Regions from separate parts of the Homo sapiens genome. Here region 2 is linked to region 1. The links are chromatin loops, found by intact Hi-C in ENCODE. Cell type or tissue: mammary epithelial cell. All regions are shown on one strand. Links, peaks and the distances in the headings refer to the core of each region. The heading gives the core; the rest is flanking DNA.

Region 1 (12,677 bases), core at 4,145-9,144:
ACAGGAGCAATATAATATAGATGGTTGTGCAATGGAAAGTCCTCCAGCATGCAACACATACACACACACACACACACACACGCATGCGTGCACACACACACACACACACACACACACACACACATCACTGCATACCACACACCACACCTAACTTACTAAATTTTTTTAAAGCAGTTCCTTAGTAAATCAACTGGATAGAATAGAACAGAATTCATGGATTTGAAAACACAAGTCAATAACATTAGTAAAATGACATGCTTTCTATAACAAAGACAACTTTCCTATTTTTATTGTTGTTGTCATTGTTGTTTTAACATAGGAGAAAATTCTGCGGACAGCGTTGTAGTGAAGACTGTCTCATGGCTGGGTTATATACAATTTTTAATGTCCTTATTGTAATAATGTTATATAGCTGTTTGGGAAATATCATTGTTCCTTGCCTGAGAACCATTGCTTTATAGTACTAAATTTAAAAAAATATATATTTTTAGGGAAAATCCAACTTCTCTTTTTATTTGATTACTGAAAATTAAAAAAAAAAAATCTGTATTTCCTGAAAGCACTAGGCAACATTTTAGGAGTGGTCTCTCTGATCAGAGTGGAACTGGGTATCCCAGGTCACAAAAACAGTTAAGTTTCATTTTCAGGGTCTCTATCCAAACTCATGGATTCCTGAATAAGGTACAGTCAAGTTAAAGTAATATTTTTTATCTGAATGGGTAGAACCAAAAATAAAATACCTAGAATAAACATGATATTATCAGTAATTTCATTTCAAGTGTTATTCTGTATTTCTGAAAATAGGGACAGTGACTTTTTTCCAAGAGGGGAGAAGACCAAAAAAAAAAAAAAAAAAAAAGTGTGTATTGGAGCCAACAGCCTTATTTGCTGTGAAAATTGCAAATGTTTGCCTGGAGCAAATACGTGAAAATTTGCAATTTGTTGTAGGTGTGGAATTTTGCTATTTTTCACAGTGGAAGAACTGTTCTGTGTAGTTTGTTTTTCCCCCTAGATGTGTGAATACTCCAAGAAATTTTGAGATCTATGCATTTTGATGCCAAAGATGGCAAGGTGAACAATTACTTTCAACAATAACTCAAAGTTCTGCTATGTAAGTCAATGAAATATTTTTTTTTCATAGTTCAAATTAAGATAAACAGTAGTCCCAATTTTGTATTAAGCTTTCATCTGGTGAAAAGCTCTGTATTAATGTAGTATAATTCTTTTTTTAGGAGTATATTGATATGTAAAATTACAGATATGGAGAGTAGGTAGTTTAAAAATCATTCACGCTTTTATGACTTGTAATAAGATACCAAAAGTCCTGCTGTCTTATACATGCAATGATTATATTTGCAATCTTATATATGCAAAATTACATTAAGATACCATATAAAATCAAATCAATTTACTAAGTACAAATAAATAACAATAAAAACTCCAAGTTACTTAACTGAATAATATCTGAATAATATACTTTTTTAAACTTCAGAGTGAAGGTATACAAGGTATTCAGTTTTTTGTTTGTTTGTTTGTTTGTTTGTTTAGACAGGGTTTCATCCTGTCGCCCAGGCTGGAGTGCAGTGGTGCAATCTCAGCTCACTGTAATCATTGCTACCCAGGCTTAAGTAATCCTCCCACCTGTGCCTCTCAAGTAGCTTGAACCACAGGTGTGTGCCACCATGCTTGGCTAATTTATAAATTTTTTGTAATCCCAGTGCTCTGGGATTACAGGTGTGAGCCACTGCACTCAGCCTAAGTATACAGTCTTGAAGCTAGATAAGATTAATTAATTGTTCAGGAAAAAGGAAATAAAATAATTATGCTATTGTGAAATATAGTCATGTGTCACATAATGATGAGGACACATTCTGAGAAAGGCATTGGTAGGCAATTTTGTCCCATGTGAACATCATAGGGTGTTGCTTTTATGCTATAATCTTGTACAGCATGTTATGTACTGAATAATGTAGGCAACTGTAACACAATGGTAAGTATTCACCTAAACATATGTTAACATAGAACATATACAGTAAAAATATGATATAAAAGATTTAAAAAATGGTATACCTGTATAGGGCACTTACCATGAATGGAGCTTGCAGGATTCAAGTTGCTCTGACTGAGTCAGTGAATGAGTGGTGAGCGATTGTGAAGGCCTGAGACATTACTGTACACTTTATAAACACTGTAAATTTAGGCTACACTTCATTTATTTTAAAAAAGTAATCACACTATGACCTTACAATGGCTATGGTTTCACTAGATGACAGAAATTTTTTAGCTGCATTATAATCTTATGAGACCACCATCATATATGTCATCTGCTGTTGACTGAAACGTTGTTATGCGGCTCATGACTATATATACTGTTTATCCTTGAACACTGTGAGGGTTAAGGGGGCCAACCCCCATGCAGGAAAAAAAATCCAGGTGTAACTTTTGACTCTTCCAAAATATAACTACAAATAGCCTTCTGTTGACTGGAAGCCATATTGATTGATTAACACATATTTTGTAAGTTTTATGTATTCTATACTATAGTCTTCCAATAAAGTAAGCTATAGGAAAGAAAATGTTATTAGAAAATTTATAAGAAAGAGAATATATATTCATTAAATCCAGGTGAATCATCATAAAGCCTTTATCATTGTCTTCACATTGATTAGGCTGAGAAGGAAGAGGAAGAGAAGGGGTTGGTCTTGCTGTCTCAAGGGTGGCACAGGTGGAAAAAATCTGCATATAGGCTGGACACAGTGGCTCACACCTGTAATCCCAGCATGTTGGGAGGCCGAGGCATGTTGGGAGGCCGAGGCAGGTGGATCACCTGAGGTCAGTAGTTCAAGACCAGCCTGGCCAACGTGATAAAACCTGGTCTCTACTAAAAATACAAAAATTAGCCAGGAGTGATGGCAGGAGCCTGTAATCCCAGCTACTTGGGAGGCTGAGGCAGGAGAATCACTTGAACCCAGGAGACAGAGGTTGCAGTGAGCTGAGATCCGCCACTGCACTGCAGCCTGGGCAACAGGGTGAGAATCCATCTCAAAAAAAAAAAAAAAAAAAAAGTGCATATAAGTGGATCCTTGAAGTTCAAACCTGTGTTGTTCAAGGGTCAGTTGTATTTGGTCTTTAGCCTGGTTTCCTGACATACAGCTCCTGAAAGCCTTGGAATCTCTGAGGTGATTAGTGTCCCTTGTGAGCTAAGAGATGACTGGTAGCTGGAAGGTTCTAAATAGTTTCAATATGGGGGCTGATCACAGGAAACACAAAGGCATGTTTAGAGGTGTGGGACTTTCAGCCCCACCCTCTAACCTCCAGGGAGGGGAGATGGGCTGAAGGTTGAGTTGATCACTAAGGGTCAGTGATTTAATCAGTTGTGCTTAGGTAATAAAGCTTACATAAAACTCAAAAGGACTGAGTCCAGACAGCTTCTGGATCGCTAAACATGTAGAGGTTCCTGGAGGGTGGTGCACAAGAGAGGAGATCCCATGCTCCTTCTTCCATGCCTTGCCCTGTATAACTCTTTCATCTGGCTGTTCATCTGTATCTTTTATAATATCCTTCATAATAAATGGGTAAATGTAAGTAAAGTATTTCTCTGAGTTCTATAAGCTGCTCTAGCAAATTAATCAAACCCAAGGAGTAGGGTGTGGGAACCTGGATTTATATCTGGTTAATGAGAAGTACAGTTCACAACCTGGGGCTTGCAATTCGCATGTGAATTAGAGGGCAGTCTTGGGACTGAGTCCTCAGCCTGTGAGATCTGATGCTATCTTCAGGCAGATAGAGTCAGAATTGCGGACACGTCTGGTGGGGAAAATACTCACTCATTTCTTAGTGATCAGAGGTCACAGAAGTATTGAGTGGTAAACAGAGAATAGGAAGACCTGTTTGCTTTTTCTATATTCTTGTGGTAGTACTCTGTTTCTTTCTAGTCAATGTGATACTGTAACTGCCATGTTCCTTCTCTTTATGGTCTCTTCTGAAAAGCATAAAATGTTTGGATTGTCTTTGCTGTCCTTCCCAAGGTGATGCCTGCCCAGATTAGCTACTGTGAAGGAATGCTGATTGCTTCATCCTGGTCCTGCTTCTTTATATTGAGACGTTGTCTCCCTCTCACTCTGTCGCCCAGGCTGAAGTGCAGTGGTGCGATCTCAGCTCACTTCAACTTCCGCCTCCTGGGTTCAAGCAATTCTCCTTTCTCAGCCTTCTGAGTAGCTGGGATTACGGACGTGCACCACCACACCCAGCTAATTTTGTTTGTTTGTTTGTTTTTTCTTTTGTATTTTTTAATAGAGACAGGGTTTCACCATGTTGGCCATCCTGGTCTCTAACTTCAAGTGATGTGCCCACCTCAGCCTCCCAAAATGTTAGCATGACAGGCGTGAGCCACCATGCACGACCCCCTCTCCTCTTTCACATGCAATTTTCTGTCCCATTTCTTATACCCTCAGAGACACCTTTCCTTTTAAGCTCTAAAATCATAATTAGCTTCTTTCATTAAGTAACCTGTGTTTTAACAGATTTCCCAGACCACTCCCTTTTTTTCTCCCCCAGGTAAGATGTGCCTTTTAGAGTTCTTCCAAAGGACATGTAGGACAATATACTTCTTTGGGTTAACGAAATTTTCTAATATGCATAAAGCAAGCCTAGATGGTTTGTGTTACAGTTATCCAATTAATCTACTCAATTAAAGTATGTTTTAATTAACAATATAGTATATGTATAAGATTCTAAAAGGCTAGCTTATCATTTGAATTAGTGCATAGGTTCCCTTTCACTTTTCAAGTATCAAAATCACTGGAATCTGAGAAAACTTTGCAGACTATTTCTGCATCTCTCCAATCTTTCTTGGAATGCTGCATAAAGCTATTTTTGGTTTGTGTTCGTTTCAGTAAGATTCAGTAACTTCAAAGCTTTTCTTAATATCAAATAACCTTAACACGGGTACCTGGTTTTCTTCATGCATTTCTGAAACTTGGAATATATATTTATCTTTCCATAGGACTAAGGAGAAAATCCACTACTAAATGATTCTTGCCATATGCACATAGGGTAAAAAATGGTGGAGAAATGATCCAGGGAAATCATCTATTTAGAAGTATGCTACAGTTTTATTCCCCTTAAAATAGTAGTCTAATTGAAAATAATAATTGAAAATATTTTTGTAAAAATCAATTTTAAGAGATTGCTTATGAAGCTAAACACCACTTATAATAAAATGATTTGCAATTGATACATACAAGAAAATAGTCTTCCCCTTAGAAAGAAACAAAAATCACAATTGTAAGGTTTATTGCTGTATTTTTCATTGTGGAGAATGCCTCTTGAAGTTTAATTCTTTAGTGAATTTCATTTACAGATCACCCTTCCAGCTCAGCCATCTACTCGCCAATAAGCACCGAGGAATGTCTCCTTTCTATGTCCTGACCATATTGCTACCCCTTTTTCTTATCTGCCCAATTAGCTTTAGAGGCCTTAGCTACCACCAGCCTAACTACCTTGGAGCTCCTAGATGAAAGTTTCTTATCCTAGGCTATTCTATTCATCAGAAATCTAGCAAAACTTAGGTTTGAATAGTTTCCTATGAAACACCTCCCACTCAACTGATTTGTGGTTCCTAATGAACCATAAGCTGATGGACAATTACTCATTTGGCTGAGCCCCATGGAACATTTAAAGGATACTAGGGATCTCACAAAGCTACATATGTGACTTCCATTTAAGTTTAGATACAAGCTTTTTGATAAGAGCAAGAAATATAACAAGACTTTAAATGGAATTACCGTGAAAGAGCAACTTTGACTTGAAATCTCAAGTTATCTGCGATTGGTGTTCAGATAAACCAAAAAATAATAAGGGTAACAATTTCTAACATTTAGAAAAGCAACATTGGGTTACATTAAATGGAAACTTTCTAGTTTTAAACCACCACCATGGTGTATTATAACTAGGAAGAGACTGCATTTTTTACATCCTTAATCAACATGATTTTTTTCTATATTTGCAAAAGTTTGGACTTATATTTTACTTAAACCAAACATCCAGAAATAAAATAGAGTGGAAATTTTTTTTTGTTAAAACAAAACAGAACAAGGATATAGATGGCTAAATTTGTGATTTGTTTAAAAAGTGCTATTTAGGCTTAATAGGCATATCTAGGCACACTTCATGGTGAACACTTCTTAAATACTTCTGTACAATACATTTTCAGGTAACTAGATAATCAGAAATCCTAAGACAAGAGGATGCATGTTTAGTAATTGAAGACATCACTTGAAAGAATGTATTCCCTGGTGAGCATCATCTGACTCAGCATCTACAGTTAGAATATGAAGGACAAAGATGAACACACAGCAAAACCAGACACAGCACTTGGTAAATATATAGTGCACACCCTTAGAGCATCCCTTTTCATCCCAGGCTGGCCATAGGAAGAGTTTGTAGGTGCAACCACACACTAAGGCCTTCAAACCGGTGTTTGGTCTCATCAGCTGAGAATAAGCCTTGTTTCGTTGTTAGGTGTTGTTTTTGTTTTCTTTTATTTAGTTTTGAGGATGAGGGCACTACTATTATTTAAGGCTATGTGGCCAGGCCACTATTGTTAATTTAGGCTTATTGCCAGTGAATTTACTAATTAAAACAATGTTTATACTGACGGATACATTAAGAAACATAAAGCTTACTTTAGGGAGATCTCTCTCATCTCCACCCTGTGCCACAATAAAATGCCAATAGTAATAGTGCATGTCACAGACAGCACCAGCTTTAAAAATATAGCGGAGAACAAAAAGAAGAAAGGAAGTGGGGACTGAGACAATGAAAAATGGCAATATTATTTTATTCTAATTCAGATTCTTGACAGGTAACAGGCCTTAATCTATGGAATAAAATCTATGGTACACAAAAGTAATATATGATATAAATATTCTGTTTTAGGACACAGTGAAGCAGTTTAATTAGTTAGAGGAAACTTTAAAGGGAGAATAAAGAGATCTGGGCTTGGGTCCAGAATCTCATTGACTAACCTTTCCCAAATTCCTATTTTAAAATTTCTATCAGGTATAATGGGCTGCCTTAGTGAACAATTATAATATGCATAGTTGTAATACATTTTACCTACATATTGAATTTACTCTGGCTGTTTTTTTAAATATTGTAATAATCCATTTCCACTATGAGATTGTGGCAATTTTCTCTAAGTATTGCTTTTAATTTTGAAATTTCCAGTCTTGGAGATATTCTCTTAGAATTTTATCAATATTCCATATCTCAAAATGTTTTGATAACAAATGATACGATGAAAGAATTATATTGATATTACTGATCATTAAAACATGTCTATTTTCATACCAGCTTGTGTGAGATTGATTCAAGCCTTTTTTCTTATCTATTTCTGATGAATGAACAAACTGCAGAATCCTATAAGAGCTATATTGTAAGCATTAGCACTATGTACCGTAATCAGTGTCCAGAAGACTTCTCGTGTCATAAGAAATTGTTCTTGCACTATTTTAATGGTGCAATTGGAAGAAGTTTATATAATAAATTGCAAATTGGAGGCGGTTATTATAGTAAAGCTCATTCTTGTTAACACCCTATGAAACAAAAAATGGTCTATCATTTATTGAATTGAGAAAATTGTTTGAACTATGAATAAGCTTACCTATCTATTTGAATTTGTCTGTGCCTTGGAATTTTTTTCTTTTTGTTTTTATTTGAGGAAGAATGTGCTTTTTGCTAGACTTGGTAATACTAATTTGACTGTCTTCTGACATGTAACTGATTCAATGTTTAATGGAACTGTAAGAAATGCTCATTCCTTTCCAGATAAAAAATGGTTAAACCTTTGCAATTTCATATAGATCAACTAACTTCTAGGTGGCACGGTTTTCTGGTAACAGGGAAGAATTGGATAATGAGCAAAATGAGAGCTGGCTGACAACTATTTGGAGCTGTAGTACCTTGTAATAGCATGGCTACACAGCTTTCTTCAACTGGCAACATTATTCACTTGATGAAGATTCTTTTATTTTCTTGCAACACATGTATATTGTGTAGCTTGTAGCAGTAGGAGATTCATAAAAATAAGTCAAATAAAAAAGAATCTTATGAAAATTATTCACTTATTGTGTCCTTACAATTCCAAAGTTGTGATATCAATAAGTATGCCTAGACACATTTTAAAAAGCATTTCAGCCATTGGAGAAGCATAACACAATTAATTTTGGTTTAAAAATATGACAATAATTTAGACCCTTCCATTTTATGTAGAAACGCATTGTTTCCCTTTAATAGCACTTTAATGCTATCTTATACTATTAATATAAAAAAGAGATTTTGTACTTGAAAATTGGAAAATATTTAATATGCAAGAAGAAAAATATGTTCAAAAATAGACCTGTGATTGTGAATCTCCATAAGCTAGCCACTTATTATGATGTAAATATTTGGGGTTTCTATGTTGTGTCAAGTCAAGGTGTCCAGAGAATCAACCAATCAAAACAAAAACAATAACACAGATTTAAGGCCCTGTATTACATTTCACTCATTTAGTGAAAAAAAACAAAAGTCAATGAATAAAAACACAAAAGCTCTATTTATATATTCAAAGATTATTTTTTAGTAATTCAACTTTGAAACTTTGTTAGTATTAACAAGAATTTGCTTTAAGAAACTATTTCTGGCTGGGCACGGTAGCTCTCTCCCAGCACTTTGGGAGATTGTGGTGGGCAGATGACCTGAAGTCAGTTGTTCAAGACCAGCCTGGCCAACATGATGAAACCCCATCTCTACTAAAAAGACAAAAATTAGCCAGGCATGGTGGCTTGTCTGTGATTCCAGCTATTTGAGTGGCTAAGGCAGGAGAACTGCTTGAACTCGGGAGGTAGGGGTTGCAGTCAGCCGAGATCATACCACTGCACTACAGCCTGGGTGACAGAGCAAAACTCTGCCTCAAAGCAAAACAAAATTATTTCTTTCCCAGGCTCAAGCAATCCTGTCACCTCAGCCTCCCAAGTAGCAGGGACCACAGGCACATGCCACCATGCCTAGCTAATTTTTTTTTTTTTTTTTTTTTTTGTTAAGATGTGGTCTCACTCTGCTGCAAGAAACTGTTTCTTAAGACTGCACCCTAAACTCTGGAAATAGATCATATGAATCCCCTTTTTGGTCAGTATCATATTTTAGAAGTGGTATACTCAGATAACAGTGTCATCAAGAATGGGGATTCTCCTTTGAGCCTAGTCTGGTCTGCTTTTTCATAGACGCGACTTTATTTAAAGCCACAATAGCTGCCAACAAGAAAGGCTCAAGTAAGCCGAATCTGATCCAGACTCAGTCATGACGACACCTCTGGGGCCAAAGTGTCCTTCAGTTTCATTCTGATGAAAAAGACCCAGGGAAGAAGCACAAATATGGAAAGGCCAAGGAGAAACGCGGGAGGCCCCTATTCCTGGCTGTGTCCTTTTCTTTTCTGTATCAGCCTGTCTTTTTCAATGCTGAAACAGTGTCTTAATTCTTCCATGTGGCACCAGGAATAAAACTGTACTCTTAAGAAAGAAGATGAAACAACAAGTATATAGCATACAAAAAGCTCTTTGCCGTCATTATATATTTTAATAATAATAACAATATTTGAGAAATATTAGTATCCCCATTATAAAATGAATACATTTAAGTCAAAAAGGGACGATTTATTTTGTCCAGCCTCTTATAGAGATTAAGTGGTGAAACTGAGATTTCAATTCAAATCCTGTGACTCCAAATTTACAGTTCTGTACTGTTTTAATGTCTCTCTAATTAGTCCATTCACACTGAGAAGGGAAAAGATTGATAGAGATTTAAGTAATAATTACTAAAATTACCTGGGAACTTCAAAATATTAATAAAGATTTCTCAACTCCAGCTTTAGCTACTATGTTTGAAAAGATCTAGGGTTTTGTAAGGTGTCTATATATTTTTAAAGTTTTTTCTAAGTAATTGCTGCTGCTCAGCCAGATTTGGGAACTTCTTTAAAGTATTGAGACAGTGTTAAAGAATTTGCAAGAATATTTGCATTTTTCAGAGGAGAAAATAAATCTTTTAAAAGAAGCATTTCTACTCAGAAGTTTTGCATTATGTAGATGGTTTGAGAAGGCATTTTGAGGAGGGGGGCAGGTTTCCTGGCACCTCTAAAATCATGACGTAAAGAGAAATACTCTCCTTTCTCAAAACTGTACTCTTACTTGCATAGCGCATGCATGGATGCTGATTTGAAAAATAAGTCAGTAGGCTGCTTATCATTTCTGGTAGAACATAGTCTACAGAACACATTATTTCAAGATTTAGCTTCATCTTTGTTAGCCGCATGGACTTGAGAAAAAATATTTAGCCTTCTTGGGTCTTAGCTTGTTTGTTCATTAAAGGCAGATATTCACATGTATCTCATGGGGTTATCCCAAGGACAAAACAAGCTGTTGTACAGTGTTTGGCCTAGTAGATATGCAACTAGCATTCATTTTAAAAGGATGTAGACTTTGAACAATAACTGTTTGAACCACAGTGACCTTCTATTTGTCAATGTATCTCATCTTATGTTTTATTTTTCTTAGAAGATGCTGCGAAAATAACTTTCCATGAACAAATTTGTTTGGCCAATATAGAATAACTCTCATTGAGAGATTCATAATAAATAAGTTAAAAATCTTGAAGTTTTTCATGAAAAAGATGAGTTTAAACCATAATTTCTATAAACACATGTAGCTATGGAGACCTTTTCCTTATGGGACACCTATTAATATCATAGAAATGATATCCAAAAATAAAAACTTTGGGAAAAGATTCTCCTTTTATTACAAATGTCTTCACAAACACATACAATTTTGCACTTAGGCAAATTGAGAGAGTGTAAAATGAAACTTCAGAGTGTAGAATTTAATTGTAAGTAGGTATTATACTCACATTGTAATAGAGTAGCAGAAGTGAAATCCATCTATAATATGAGATTCCATGTACAGCTGATTTTTTCCTGTTTGCATGTAAGTGTGAATATCTATGTGTATATGTTTATATGAGTATGTCTTCACGTGCGTGAGTTCGTTTGTATGTGTATGTAGAATCAGGAATATTTTTGTAATTACTATATCAATTTGTGAATGATGTATGAAATGTAATTCCCCGTTCAATAAAAAATGATTTATAATCAGTGCTATGCTGTTATACTCTTTATCTTATATGATAAATCTAGACTTACTACTCTTAGAAAGCCTATTAATTTAAATATCAAATCTAAGAACAAATTTAAAATAAAATACTTTAATTTATTTTCCCACATTCTCTCCTACTCTTCAGAGTTCACCTCTACTGGCTGGTATTTTCTCAGATAACCAGTTTATTTACAAAAATCCAAATAACTGAAAATTATGTTGTACACAAAGCTGTATTTAAGTTCTTTCAACATTTGAGGCAAAGCAACAAGAGATTTGACTTCCTCCAAGACCAACTTAGGGTCACTGCTTGTTTGTTTTCCTTCACATGGGCACTCCAGCCTTCCTTAACATCCAATTTGCTTTCAATCAGTGGGTAGTTAAGCTTCAGAAGGAATCCAGCCAAAATAAGCCATCCTTCTGCCAGGCCCAAAGTCTCCTTTCCTACTACTCTCTCTGGGTTTCCTCTTATAACTTACCCTTCACTTAGTTCCATGGAATTTGCCTGGGCTTTCTGAGGGACAATTAACTTCAGGGAGTCATTTGTATATTTCAAACAAAGTGGCAGAATCACTATTCCTGGAGAAAGTAATTGGCAGAAAAACAAAAAATCAACATGAGGACAAGCCCCTCTTCTTACCTTGGCCTTGTTCATAATGACTTTCTACTGATTCTGAAAATGTGGGTTGCTAGGGATAACCTCTTGACTATGACTGCCTCTCTCTGTCTCCCTCTCTCTGTCTCTGTCTCACTCTCTCTCTCTCTATATATATATACATAAATAATATATGCAATATATTATATATATCTAAAGTGAATGAATTATATACATCATATATAAAATGAATTATATATCTATATATATATATAGAGAGAGAGAATGCACATAATAAAGAGGTGGTCAAATTCATAGTGTAAGAAAATTATTTCACATAAGTTCAGGCTTGTCTAAAGCTGTGGAAGCAAGTGCATCTACCACTGAAGGATACACTGCTCTATGCTTCTTCATTTTTTGTCATTTTCTAAGCAATATATCCAGGTTTATCCACACCCCTACCAGTCTCCAAAACTCAAGTCCTGTACTTTCTCTTTTCTGAACACAAACTTTAATAAAAAAGGACCGTAACACATGCAGCCTACTAAACAACACTGCAGAGACTTTAGCTCACCTGATCTGAAGCATCTACCTGAAGGTACCTTGGTTTTACTTTCTGATTTCTCCCCTTGGGCGCCCCTTTCACTTAACAGGCATCCAACTCACCCATAGCAATCATGAACTACAGAATTTAGGAGTGAGAAACCTTCCCTAAAGATACATCCAAAAATGATTTTTTCTCATATCAAGAGCCCTTTAAAATTCTTTTTTAAAATAACACTTTGAAAAAAATAACATCTGTTTAAATCCTTTTATCATGATTTAAACACATTTTCAGTTATCACATTTTTTTCTTATTTTTTTCTTTTTTTTTAAGTTCTTTTTATACCTGTTAC
Region 2 (12,677 bases), core at 4,658-9,657, 110 kb before region 1:
TAACGGGAATGCATCTTAGCATAATTCACACAGTCCCTGTGGCTGCTTCTTCATTCAGATTTAGAGAAGTGGTTGAAAGCCACTGGAACTTGACTGAAATCACAACTACAGAACCCCTGAAACGGCATTCATCCTCCATGACTCATTGAGCGATAGAAAAGGACATCCTGTCCTACCCCTTTAAGAATTCCTAGTTCCCCATAACCGTCTGAAGCACTAAGCTGTGAGTACACGACATAGCTGAAATTTAACACATAAACCCTGGAGTAGAAAAACAAAACAAGGCCATTTGTTTTCCCCTATAAAGCTATTTATTTACCAAATGACCATAGAAAGCAAACCTCCAACAATAACAGGAAACAATCAATCTTGAAAAACTTAGGGAAAAATTTTTTTGGAGCAAAGTTAACTTTTTAATAAAGTAGGTGTCTTGGGTATGCAAAGCAGGATGTCAGGAAACAGGCAACCTTGCCCCTCTTCCCCTCAGGTTATTATCAGAAAATGTGTGATCTACAGGAGGGACACTGTTTTGGGACTGATAAGCTGTGTCTACATAAAGATCCCTCACTTATTTCACATGTGCCCTGGAGGAAATAGAACTGTACAACGATATCCCTGGGAGACACTGTGGACCTCATCCACTGCCCTCATATTATCCAATGAAGAAACTGAGTTGCTCAAAGTTGCAACAGATACAGCTAAAAGCAGTAGGACATTTTATGTAACTTATTTCTAAAACAACAAATCTCTAATCAGAGAAATATCTCTATGTCTCAGTTGCTCTTGCCTGTTCAGAGGGATGATAACTATCTTTTCAAGTACTTGCTATTTTGAGTTATATGGAATATTTTGAGACACATGTAGAGATCTGCTAAAATGATTTGAGTGATAATAACTGGGTGTATGTGTGTTAATATGTGAGAAAAAAGAGAAAGAAATGAATGAGAGGGAGAGATAAAGACAGGGAAATAGATGAAGTTTCTGACATCATATGATTGTTGGGTGGAGTAACTAATAAAAGTAATTGCTAAGCACGGTGAAATTAGACTGCTGTGTAAAGCTAAACCAGGATGAACCAAAATTTGCAAATATCATGAGACTTTTATTTTCAACAGGTGGCATTTTAGAATGCAAACTAGTAGCATGCAAGTGAGAGCGCGCTGTAAAGGGGAAGAGATGTGGGGATTTACACACTTAGGAAATCGGGGTGACTAGAAAACAATGTTTTATGTTTGCAGTCTTACAGATCCACTTATTGAGAGGAATGGCTGATTAGAAATATGCTTAGAAAATGCTTCTCTTATTTTTACTGGCAGAGGGTTAACGTAGGTTTCTACTTACAAGGTAAGAAAATCTGCTGTGAAAGGAAAAAGCCAACTGACACTGCTTGTGGACAAATGTGTGTGAGCCAAAAACTGAAATGAGGCAGGCAATAAAACCATATCAAAGCCCACCCGTTGCCCCTATCACAATATTCTTACCAAATTGTCTTGCCTTTATCAGGCCCACCCTCACTTATTTACTGAGATAAGAAAGAACTTTTTTGCTGGCAAGCACCCCAAGTTTGATTTATCATTCACAATAGGAAGACTCTGCCAAGTAAGCCTTCATAATTCCCAGCCCTTAAAATTATTATCATCATTGGGTTTAAAAATAAGGCCAGAGGTGGTGGATGTGTACGCAGTATGACTGGAAAGAAGCTGGTTTGTTGAGGCTGGTTCTCTCTGCCAAAAAAGTATCATAAAAGAGGTGCCTAGTTCATGTCAGACCTAAGGAAATATTTTCCCCAAGCTGTTTGCAGATAGCACGGGGTTTGTGTAGTGTGACAGTTGTCCTAAGAATATATTAATTCTCCTAAACAGGAGGCGCAGACTCAAGCATCCTCTCTGAATATAATGGTGATCTTATTTGCCTGACCAAGGAATAAAAATGTTCAACCACAAGACATTTCCAAAAAGGTTACTGTAATTTTGTGGCAATGTGAATTATTCTCTACCTGTCAGATAACTGATCAACAGCTACCTTTGAATATTAACAGGGTATGAGGAACTCAGGAATTTTCCCACAGTGAAGACTTAAATATAATCCCAACCCCACTTCTCCCAATCCTACCCCTTGCAAGAACTGTATACTTTTTAATGGTTTAATGGATGCACAATGAAGGCAAAATTGAAATGTGTGATGCAATAAATTTAGTGGAAATCAAAGATAGGTTTCCAGAAATCCTAACTTCCCAGCTGTACTTCAAAGTATTATAAAAGGGGCCAGATCTCAGATTCTCCCAGTTTAAGTCTTCACAGCTTTAGTTTGAAAAATAATTTGATTTTAAGTGAGAGCTTCCATTGGACATGTGCAGAATTCAGTGTGCACGTGTAATTTCGAGGTGAAGTTTTGGCTTGTTATCATTAAAAATAATCTTTAGTTTCTCTTTTTGTCTCCTTTGTTTGTTTGAACATACAGTGAAAAATAGCTGTAGAACTTTTTTGGTGGAGTGCACATATTATTTTTTTAAACCAGACAAAGGCATTTTGACCAATGTGTATTATGAGAGCAGATTTTATATAAATATATATGTATAAAATAAGCTCATTTGCACATGGCTCAAGGGAAGCTAAACTCACTATAGAAGCTTCTCTAATGTTTAGTTCAGCCTAGTTTTCAGATTTCAATATGTGTAGGGAAAATAAATGCAAGTGGAGAATAGTATAGGGAAGAGGGCTACATCCTGTAACTTGCATTTGTCTTGATATGATGCACAGAATAGAAACCGACTGAGTTTCTTTATCAGTCAGATACAGACCTGTTGACATTCTATCACAAGACACTGCCCAACAACAGCACACTTCCTTCAAAATGCCACTGAAACCAAAATATGTGACTCTTACTGTGTTTAAAACTATCGATGCCTTATCAATCAATGTATCTATCTATCTACCAATCTATCTAATCTATGTATCATCTATCATCTGTCTATCCTCTACTGTCTATAAACCTATTAATGCTCTTATTAATTCCAGAAATGATATACAGTAACTTACATAAGTATGTAAAATTGCAACATAATAAAGTAAAATTAAAGATTAAGTGTGTTTAGGGAACAGAACAAAGGTAAAATAACGGTAGGAAAGATAAGAAAGAGTCACAAGCGAGGTTAGTACATAAAATTTGTTCCCTAAGGGATTTTACACTTGCTAGGAGTGTCTAACCAATTAGACTGTATGCTTTCAGAAGCAACTGTAAATAAAAAAAAGTTACAAACTATTTTATAATTCATAGTGTCATAATATAATAAAATAGTTTTTCAGGAGGAACATAATTATGCATAGTTCTAGGACTAGAAAGAACTTTCTTTCATGAGGCCTCAAAAAGAGGGCAGAAAATGTAACCAATGCCTACCAATAGTATAATTCTCCAGCACAAGTTTCTAAGAACAACTGGACATAGTCTCAACATTCTTACAATATAATCACTCCATTCTCTGACTGATTGCTGGATACTCTTCAAAGGACTCAGCCCTTGAAACTCCTCCTCTCTGTCTATTTTCTCATCCCTTTGGTGGTCTCATTCAGATTGCAGATGTTAAATATCATCTTTATATGGATGACCCTAAAATGTATCTATCACAGGCTTCTCCCTTGAGCTCCAGACTCAAGATTTCCATTGAGTCTCATTGATGCTCAATAGGCATCTCAAACTTAATTTAACAAAAATAAAATATAGTTTTATCCCCCAAATCTGCTTCTTCCCCAAGCTCACCTTTCCAAATAAAATGTAACTCCATTACTTCAGGTATTAAGGCCCCAAACTTTACAATTATCCTTTCTGCCTCATTTTTTTCATACTGCACATTGATAATTTCTGTTAGCCCTTTCTTCAAGATGTCTTACATTGGACCACTTCTTGCTACTGTCATTGCCATACCCCAGGACCGAGGCAGCATTGCCTCTCTTCAAGAACATTTCTACTTTTCAATCATTGTATCTATTCTCTGCCTATTAGTCAAGGTGATTCATTTAGTAAATAACTCTGATCATTTCATTACCTTTCTTAAAACTTTCATTTGCCTTTTCACTCAATTTTCAGTAAAAAACAGTGTTTTTCTTCCCCCGATGGCTTACGCAGCCCTACGTAATAGCGCCTTCCCTGTTTTCTGCAACCTTATCCCTAAGCTGATCTTGTGATTGCAATGGTGACTTCTTTGCCATTTTTTGAACATGCCAAGCACAATCTCACCTCAGGGCCTTTGCACTTATTCTTCTGTCTACTTGGCACATTCTTCCCCTGGAAAATCTCATGACCTCGCTATGGATCTCTGATCCAAAGCTACGTTCTCAGAAAGTCCATAATTGAGTGCTCACCTCCCCTGACAACAACAGTTTTTTCTCTTATCATGTTTTATTGGTTTTCAGAATACTTAGCATTAACTGATGTTGCTTTTTACCTCATTTATTTTCTAGATTTTATACTCCATGAGGGCAAAAATAATATTTTATTTTAGAACAGTTGATCAGTAACTCTTGTTTACAAAGACTAATTGAAATCAATGTTCTAATTTGACAGAATGCTTCCAGTTCGTGGCAAGACCATCGTATCACCATGTGATGTGCGCATAATCAAATGCCTGTTTCTATGTTCTCAGTGCTAGGAATAAGCCTCGATGACTTTTAATAAGATCAAAGGCAGTGGGGATAGACAAATTTATTTCCTAAGTCATTTCAGGACAAGGGCTATGGTTTCCCTGTACATATCACAGTGTGTACATCAAATGTCCTTTCTAGTATGTCAAGAAAGACATAGGGCCAGACAATCTTGGAAATCAGCGTCAGTCCACCTGGCAAAGTCCTAAAATTAGCAAACTGATTTCTTCAGGCATACACAAAAGTACTAGTACATTTTCTTTTAATAGTATTGTCTCATACAGTAGGTCTATTTAAGTAAGTAAGTATCTTTACTGCAAGTCTAGATCCTTAGAAAAATGTTAAGTGGATAGTTACCTGAAATTTTTGTTTAGGAACCCAGAGATTAAACTTAAATCACAGCGGGAATCAGAAAACATAAAGGCATGCACTTGACTTTTAATTCTATTTCTCTTTGAGAAGTTTACTTGGCTTTTATGATATACTCTATTTACTTTTATATAGTCGAGCATACTTAAGGCTCTGCTTCTTTTACTTCAGCTTAATCAAACAGGAGAGGAAAACTGAGATTCAGGCATTTTTATGTATCACAGATAGAATAACTGTGTAGTGTTTCCTAATATCATTTTCTCCCTCCCTTCACCTCTTCTACCATCCTTCCTTCTTTCTTTTCTTTCTGGTTGCCTTCCCTCTTCCTTCCTCCTTCTTTGCTTGCCTGCTTGCCTTCCTTCATCAAATATTGATTAAGCATCCATTATATAAGAAATGCATTGGTTTCTAAATATACACTTATGAAGAAGACATAGTTCTTATTCTCAAAGTATTCACAGTCCAGAGACAATGTCAGGTGTATTTCTGGTACACAACAGGAGGAACACCTAAGTATATCAGGTGACGACAAGAGGAGGAATAAATGTTTGAAAATTTTTTCCAAGATGAATGGAGGGAGTGTAATGGACAGTTGAACAATAGAAATCACAAGCCAGCATAGTGTGTTCAGGCAAATTCTCAAGGTAAAAGTGGAACATTGGTGACTGAGGAGAGTAGCCATGGTTAAGTCTGGACAGTTAAGCATGAGTCTAATTATTAAAGATAAGTGACAGAATCCCAGCAAAAGTATTAGGTAATTGTGGTTTCTATTAAGAATACATGGGCTGCGTGGGGTGGCTCACACCTGTAATTCCAGCACTTTGGGAGGCTGAGGTGGGTGGATCACCTGAGGTTGGGAGAACGAGACCAGCCTGACCAACACGGAGAAACTGTCTCTACTAAAAATACAAAATTCGCTAGGCATGGTGGTGCATGCCTATAATCCCAGCTACTCGGGACACTGAGGCAGGAGAATCGCTTGAACCCGGGAGGCGGAGGTTGTGGTGAGCTGAGATTGCACCATTGGACACCAGCCTGGGCAACAAGAAGGAAACTTCATCTCAAACAAACACACAAACAAACAAAACAAAAAACAAAAAACAAAAAAAAAAAGAAAAGAAAGAAAGAAAGAAAAAAGAGTACATTAATAGGCTGGGTGTGATGGCTCATGCCTGTAATTCCAGCACTTTGAGAGGCCCAGAGAGGTGAATCACCTGAGGTCAGGAGTTCAAGACCAGCCTGGCTAACATAGCGAAACCCCATCTCTACTAAAAATACAAAAAATTAGCCTGGCATGGTGGCTGGTGCCTGTAATCCAGCTACTCGGGAAGTTGAAGCAGGAGAATCATTTGAACCAGGAGGCAGATGTTGCAGTGAGCCGAGATTGCGCCACTGCACTCCAGATAATCTGCAGTTATCTCCAGATAACTCCAATAATCTGCCTGGATTGGTCAATGCTCTGCATCATCAGTGCTTCTAGGTATTAGAGATCTCAGGCCATTTGAAGCTCAAGTATGGTCCTGTTGGTAGACAACTATATTAATCAGAGACTCAGAACACTAATATGAGAGGCTGGGGTTTAGAAACCACAAGCAGCAGCATTGCTCAGAAATTCTAGCCATGGTATGACTCAAGCATCCTTGAATAGAATGATAAAGAGTTTGACATTTCCTCTGTGGACTGTGGACGATAGGGATTCATAATGAGATTTTAAAGAGGAGAGTGAATTGACTGTGTTTGCATTTTAGGAAGATCAAGGAGAGTGGCTTAGTTCTAGAAAGGAATAGACAGAGAAGAGGAACAAGTTAGGAGACTTGTAATAATGAAGGGAAAGAAAAATAAACTGCAGGATCTCATGGAGTGGCAGCATCGCAAGGTGTAGGTGGAGAGATAAGAGAGAAGGTACAGTATTTAGAAGAGTTTATGCTCTGGAATCACACAGGAGGCCTGTGTTTGAAATAGTCTCTGAAACTTACTAGCCCTTAGTTAGCCTCAGCGTCCTCATGAGTAAAATGAGGATAATGCTAGTGTATCCTTTTTAGGTTGTGGTATGAGTTTCTTGAGGTTAAATGAGAACATTTGCACTAAGAATTTAGCAAAGAGCCTGATATGCAATAAGCATTCTGTGATGTCAGCTTACATTATTTTTCAATTTTGTGGTACATCACTTGCTGGATGGGGAGAGCAGTTAAGTAACTGCTCTCATTCAAGCAGTCATGTTCTCCTAGAATGCTTAATCTCTGCTGGAAAGTCTGAACCAGATCACCTCATGTGATCATCATTTCTTCATGTTCCCGGGGGAGATAAGAAATGTACAACAAAGCTAGATGTAAACACATAATGGTTGGAATTCCATATGATTCTCATTTTGGAAGAAGGCACTAGTTAACGACATGGCTGCATCCTCAAAAATAATATTTGAGATGCTCAGATAAGAATGATTAATTATGGGCCGGGAATGGTGGTTCACACCTGTAATCCCAGCACTTTGGGAGGCTGAGACGGGCAGATCACTTGAGGCCAGGAGTTCAAGACCAGCCTGGCCAACAAGGTGAAACCCCATCTCTACTAAAAATACCAAAAAATTAGCTGGGTGTGGTGGTGGGTGCCTGTAATCCCAGCTTCTTGGGAAGCTGAGACAGGACAATCACTTGAGGCAGAGGTTGCGATAAGCCGAAATTGCACCATTGCACCCCATCCTGGGCAACAAGAACAAAACTCTGTCTCAAAAAAAAAAAAAGAATGGTTAATTATGATATCAATATTCTGCAATGTAAAGCATACTTCAAGAGCATTTCCCAACTCTATGTCTTAGAGAAAAAAAGTGAAGAGACTTCCCAAATAAGTGATGCTAAAAGGCAGATTCTCAGAAACTTTATCATACCTTGTTCTTATCATGACAGTCCTCACCTTACATTCTGTGATAAAGGGTCTAAACAGGTTACTAAAACAGAAAGTTTGGAATGACAGAAGGGAAATCTATGAGGAAGAAAGACTCATGCTATAGTAATTTATCTTGATTGACACATTTTCTTTTCTTTCATGTCCCCAATGAGACCTAAAATCATAAACATGTTTGCTTCTCCTTTCTCTCCATAAACTTCTTCAAAGCTAGATCTTTATCTGTTTATTCAATAACAATTTATGTACCACCTTCTGTTTTCAGCACTATGCTAGGCACAGTGGTGTCTACATCTAATTAAAAAATCATTTATCCTTCTCATGATGTCAGAGATCCAATAAGAATTGGTGTTAGAGTTTGTATCAGTTTAAAAATATGATATAGGTTAAATAATTTTGAAGTTCTTACTGTTTCTAACTGCACTAGGGGCATTCTGTTTGAAGGTGTCATGATGTTCTTCCACAGGTTTAGATTTCCCAGAAGAAAAAAAAATGTAGTTTTTAACGTTGTATTTGTTTACTATTTGGGATTTTCCTTCCTCTTTCTTTCTTAAAAATGTTCCATGCCAAGTGAAACTGATAGAGAAGTTTTTTTGTTTTTCTTTTTTTTTTTTTTTTTTTTTTTTTTTTGGTTGTTGTTGTTGTTATTGTTACATGGTGCTGCCTGAGAAGGCAAAATAATTGCAGTAAATGAATTTTTGGCTGGCCAGTTTGAGTTTGTCATACACATAAAAGGTATCATCTAAGGAAATACCCAGGCAGGAGTGAGGAAGGAAATGAAGAGGAACTGAAAGAAGCTGCCCTCTCATGGGAATAACTTCTCCATTCAGCTGGATTCTTTAGGTCCCTGTTGACATTCATCCTCAGTACACTTCTGTCAAAGTTATGCTGCATTAGAAATTACTCACTGTGGGCAAAATAAAACAGCGAGAGCTACAACCATTGCACTGAGTTCAAACTGAACTAGAAAAAATAACAATACGTTATACTGTGGAAAGAAAATAAATTATTTTGGAAAGAACCTTAAATGTATACATAAGGTCTTTCCTATTTCTAATTGCTACTTTTAGATTTAACTCTGAATTCCAAAATACCATTATATTTTGCAGTAGAAAAATTTGTCACTGCTCTATATTGACTTAATAATCATAAATGTTGTATCTTCTATATTGTTCAGGGTACCATGGTAGGCCCTGGAAATTTACAAGGGAAAAATATACAGCCCCTGATCTCGAGAAACTCACTGACAATAAAAACTTACTAATGTTTTAGAAATATTGTTTTGGATTTTGAATCTAAGTCATACAAATTATACTGTAGTCAAATAATTAATAGGCTGAAGTAATTGTTATGATGCCTTAATAAATTGAAAACCTATAAATTTATCTCTGGCAATTTCTACTTCTGAGAGAAAGAAACACAAAACTTTTCCAATTGTAAAACTATGTATCATGTTACTATAATTTAAAACAATTTTTTTTTTTGCCGTGCATTATGTTATGTCGACTTGTTCAATCAACGTACAGAATATAATTGTGAGGAAAAATGACATGTACAAAATGAAGTAGTGAAATTGTCCCGGTATAACTAAAATAAGCAACTTACAGTTAAAACTGTAAATCTAGGCTCACATTTCCACTTGACTCTTTTTTTTTCCTTCCATGGAAGAGGTCAATTAAGATGGCAATGACAGCCTAGGATTTCAGGTTTTTGTAGGTTTAAAGATTCTTATATTTTTGAAGCATTTTTCTTTTCCTGATTATGGCAACCTGGAGTCTGTAATAATGCAGATATTAATATTGGACTTTCATGAAAGCACTAACCCTGTTAACACTAAATCTCACCTTAGGCTGTGCCTTCAAATTAATAAAAAAAAAATGTCTAAGCCGGATGTTTGAATAAAACCTTTGCCATGATTGTGTATATGTTTTAGGCAAAAAGTATTCTGTTGGCCTGCATTGTTGAGCTAATGGCCTCAATCCTCCACAACCTTTGCATATGTTCCAGCACAGCCATTAGCCAGAATGGGTAGCTATTCGGAATTATTTTTTTTCTTTTCCTGTGAATAGCTGCTCTTAAGCTGCATCTATCTAATAACTATTCATAAACAGCTCAGTTCTCATTCCTTCCTCTTAGCAGTAGATCTCCATATGAAGAACTCTTGCTAAATTTAAAAGTTTCCTTACACAGACAGAAGGGAACTCAAGGCATATATTCACAAGTCATACATGTCAGTCAGCTTGGCACACATTTAACACTACTTTAAGTGTAGAGTTATTTTCTATAGTGACTACTCCTTTTCTTCTTTCTTTTTAGTCACAAGTTGGTTTCTATTCTATAATATTTTTAAGAGCAATGTAGTTTGCTCTTTGAAAAGAAGAAAATGGGAAGATAACATTTTAGTGAATATATAAACAGGGACATAACCTGTAAAAACTGGATGGAGATAATCAAAGTTTAGAACATGTGAAGTGTTAGTTGGGACTGATTTGAAAGATTAAACTTGTCAGAATGACACAAATCCAGAACAATAGGGAGCTCCACCAATCAATAAAAGGGATCCGGCAGTGGAAAAAATGAATGTGAGAAAAGTATTGGAAAATAGAAACCACGAAGAAAGAAACTGACATTGCTTAATCTAGAGGAGAAATGGTTTGAGGGAAACAATAGAAATTTCATCATATGAAGAGTTATCTTATAGATGATGGAGTCCACATGTTTCCCTGTCCCCTTAGCTAATATGGAGCTATGTGAAAACAGAAATTTTAGGTTAATTATTGTGGCTATACAGAATGAGCAACCCTAAAATTGTTGATCAAGAGATAGATATTGGAAGATTTACTCAGCCATGCAGATTGACATTGGGCCAGGTACCCACAGAACTTTATTAAAATTAACCCTCAAACCAGAAGCCAAGATTTTGATGGCCCCAAGCATCACAGATATGTATTCATATATGTATGATATATAAATTTTTTAAAAAGAAAGGTATTTGATATCTATCTAGTTAAGATTATTTGGGATTATTACTCAACCTTTTTCTGTATCTGAGAATGGCCATTTTCCTCATGCATGTTTCTTATGTTTTTCAGTGGTTTCCACTGAATACCTCCATGAACCTAGATATCTAGGAATAAATTCTCATCTGGTAAAGCCCATTTCTCAGTAAAAGCAAGAAGCTAGGTCACATTTAGAGTAGTAAGCCTTTCTTAAGAATGTAATATTACTGAAATGTATAAGATAAATTTATTATTATTAACTGATATGGTTTGGCTCCTGTGTTCCCACCAAAATCTCATATCAAATTGTAATCCCCACGTGTCAGGGAAGGGACCTGGTAGGAGATGATTGGATCATGGGGGCGGATTTCCCCTTTGCTGTTCTCATAATAGTGAGTGTTCTCTCACGAGATCTGATGTTTGAAAAGTGTGACACTTCTCCCTTGTGCTCTCTCTCTCTCCTGCCACCATGTGAGGAAGGTATTTGCTTTCCCTTTGCCTTCTGCCATGATCGTAAGTTTCCTGAGGCCTCCTACTCATGCTTCCTGTTAAGCCTGTGGAACTGTGAGTCAGTTAAGTCTCAGGTAGTTATTTATAGCTTGTGAAAATGGACTAATACACTAACTTTCAATGAAAGCTAGATATTTTGAGTGATTCATCACTTTTTTGTGAAATGGCACCTTTGATAGTGAAATAGAAAATTAAAACAAGATAGTCATTAGAGGCAACAATTTGAATAGATGATTTGAGGTTATTTTTTTTTTCAGTGGAATCAGGTGATGATTATGAGTCTTTTATTATATAATGTTCACAGAGAGATATAACATTCAAAATAACACAATCAGAAGCAAATACTATATGCACTAATTATTTATATCAAAAGTGACATTGTACAGTTCCATTTCTGGCTTGGTGGAGTAGCCCATCAATTCCATTGACAATAACAGAAAACTCTACACAAATTATTTTAAAAAACAACAAAAACAGTAATCTTAGGATACCAGTAACTAAATAAAAGTATAAAACTTTTGCATGGGAGACCAAAATTATAGAAGCAACTCACATGAGCATGAGTTTCCTCTTACTCTTCTTTTTACTCATAACTGAAACTCCAATGAAACAAATCTTCTTGAACCACAAAAAGCAGAAAAGAGGACCCAGTGGGTTAGAAGGCATAGGTGAATCCCTGAGACATGAGACTCAAAGAAGGGGATATGCTAATTCCGGAGACAACTATACACAATTCTCAATTTAACCCATGAACTATGCATTTTTGGAACAGCAATGAACCTGTCTCACAGGTTTTGAGAGCTGAACTGAGGTTTGAACCTCCTTCACAAATCTTACAATAACCCTGAACTACAAATACAATGCATAGATCCAAATCAGCCTAGCAGAAAGTGTGAGAATGAACTGAGATTTGAACTGAGATAGCTCAGACGACAAGGGACAAAATTTACAATCTGAACACAACGAGGTTGGTTTGTGGTAAAAACAAATTTACAGTCTCTACAGGATTATAACAAGACTCAGAGTTCGCACAATATAACATTTGCAATATCCAGAATATTATTCAAAATTACCTGGCATAGAAATAACAATAAAAATGTGTCCAAATCTCATGGGCGAAAATTCCAAAATGACCCACAATTCGGAATTATCATACACATCTTTAAAATAAATAATGTAAATATGTTTCATGAGATAAGAAAAGATAACAACATATAAGCGTAATCATAAATATTGGGTAATCATTTTTGTTGATTTGGAA

What was found. Hi-C counts contacts between places; a loop is a spot of excess contacts. Peaks named below come from ENCODE experiments on the same cell type or tissue, not always from the same donor. Only the 100,000 strongest peaks of a DNase experiment are listed, where the experiment ranks them.
Region 2: a loop joins it to region 1, with 3.0 times the contacts of the local background. A loop is called at or near these places in 2 of 110 quality-filtered maps.

The regions. Positions count from the first base shown.
Region 1 is chr2:145,625,391-145,638,067 of GRCh38, reverse strand. LOC105373664 (a long non-coding RNA gene) reads left to right here and starts at 6,215. Exons shown (of 8, transcript XR_923414.2): 1 at 6,215-6,378. In mammary epithelial cell, for the core only: no CTCF peak of the experiment used is centred there; a DNase peak (open chromatin) is centred at 6,307.
Region 2 is chr2:145,739,259-145,751,935 of GRCh38, reverse strand. No RefSeq gene overlaps it. Among named protein-coding and RNA genes, the nearest start is that of LINC01966, 860 kb to the right of the region's middle. RefSeq lists a silencer at 2,706-2,785. In mammary epithelial cell, for the core only: no CTCF peak of the experiment used is centred there; a DNase peak (open chromatin) is centred at 6,575.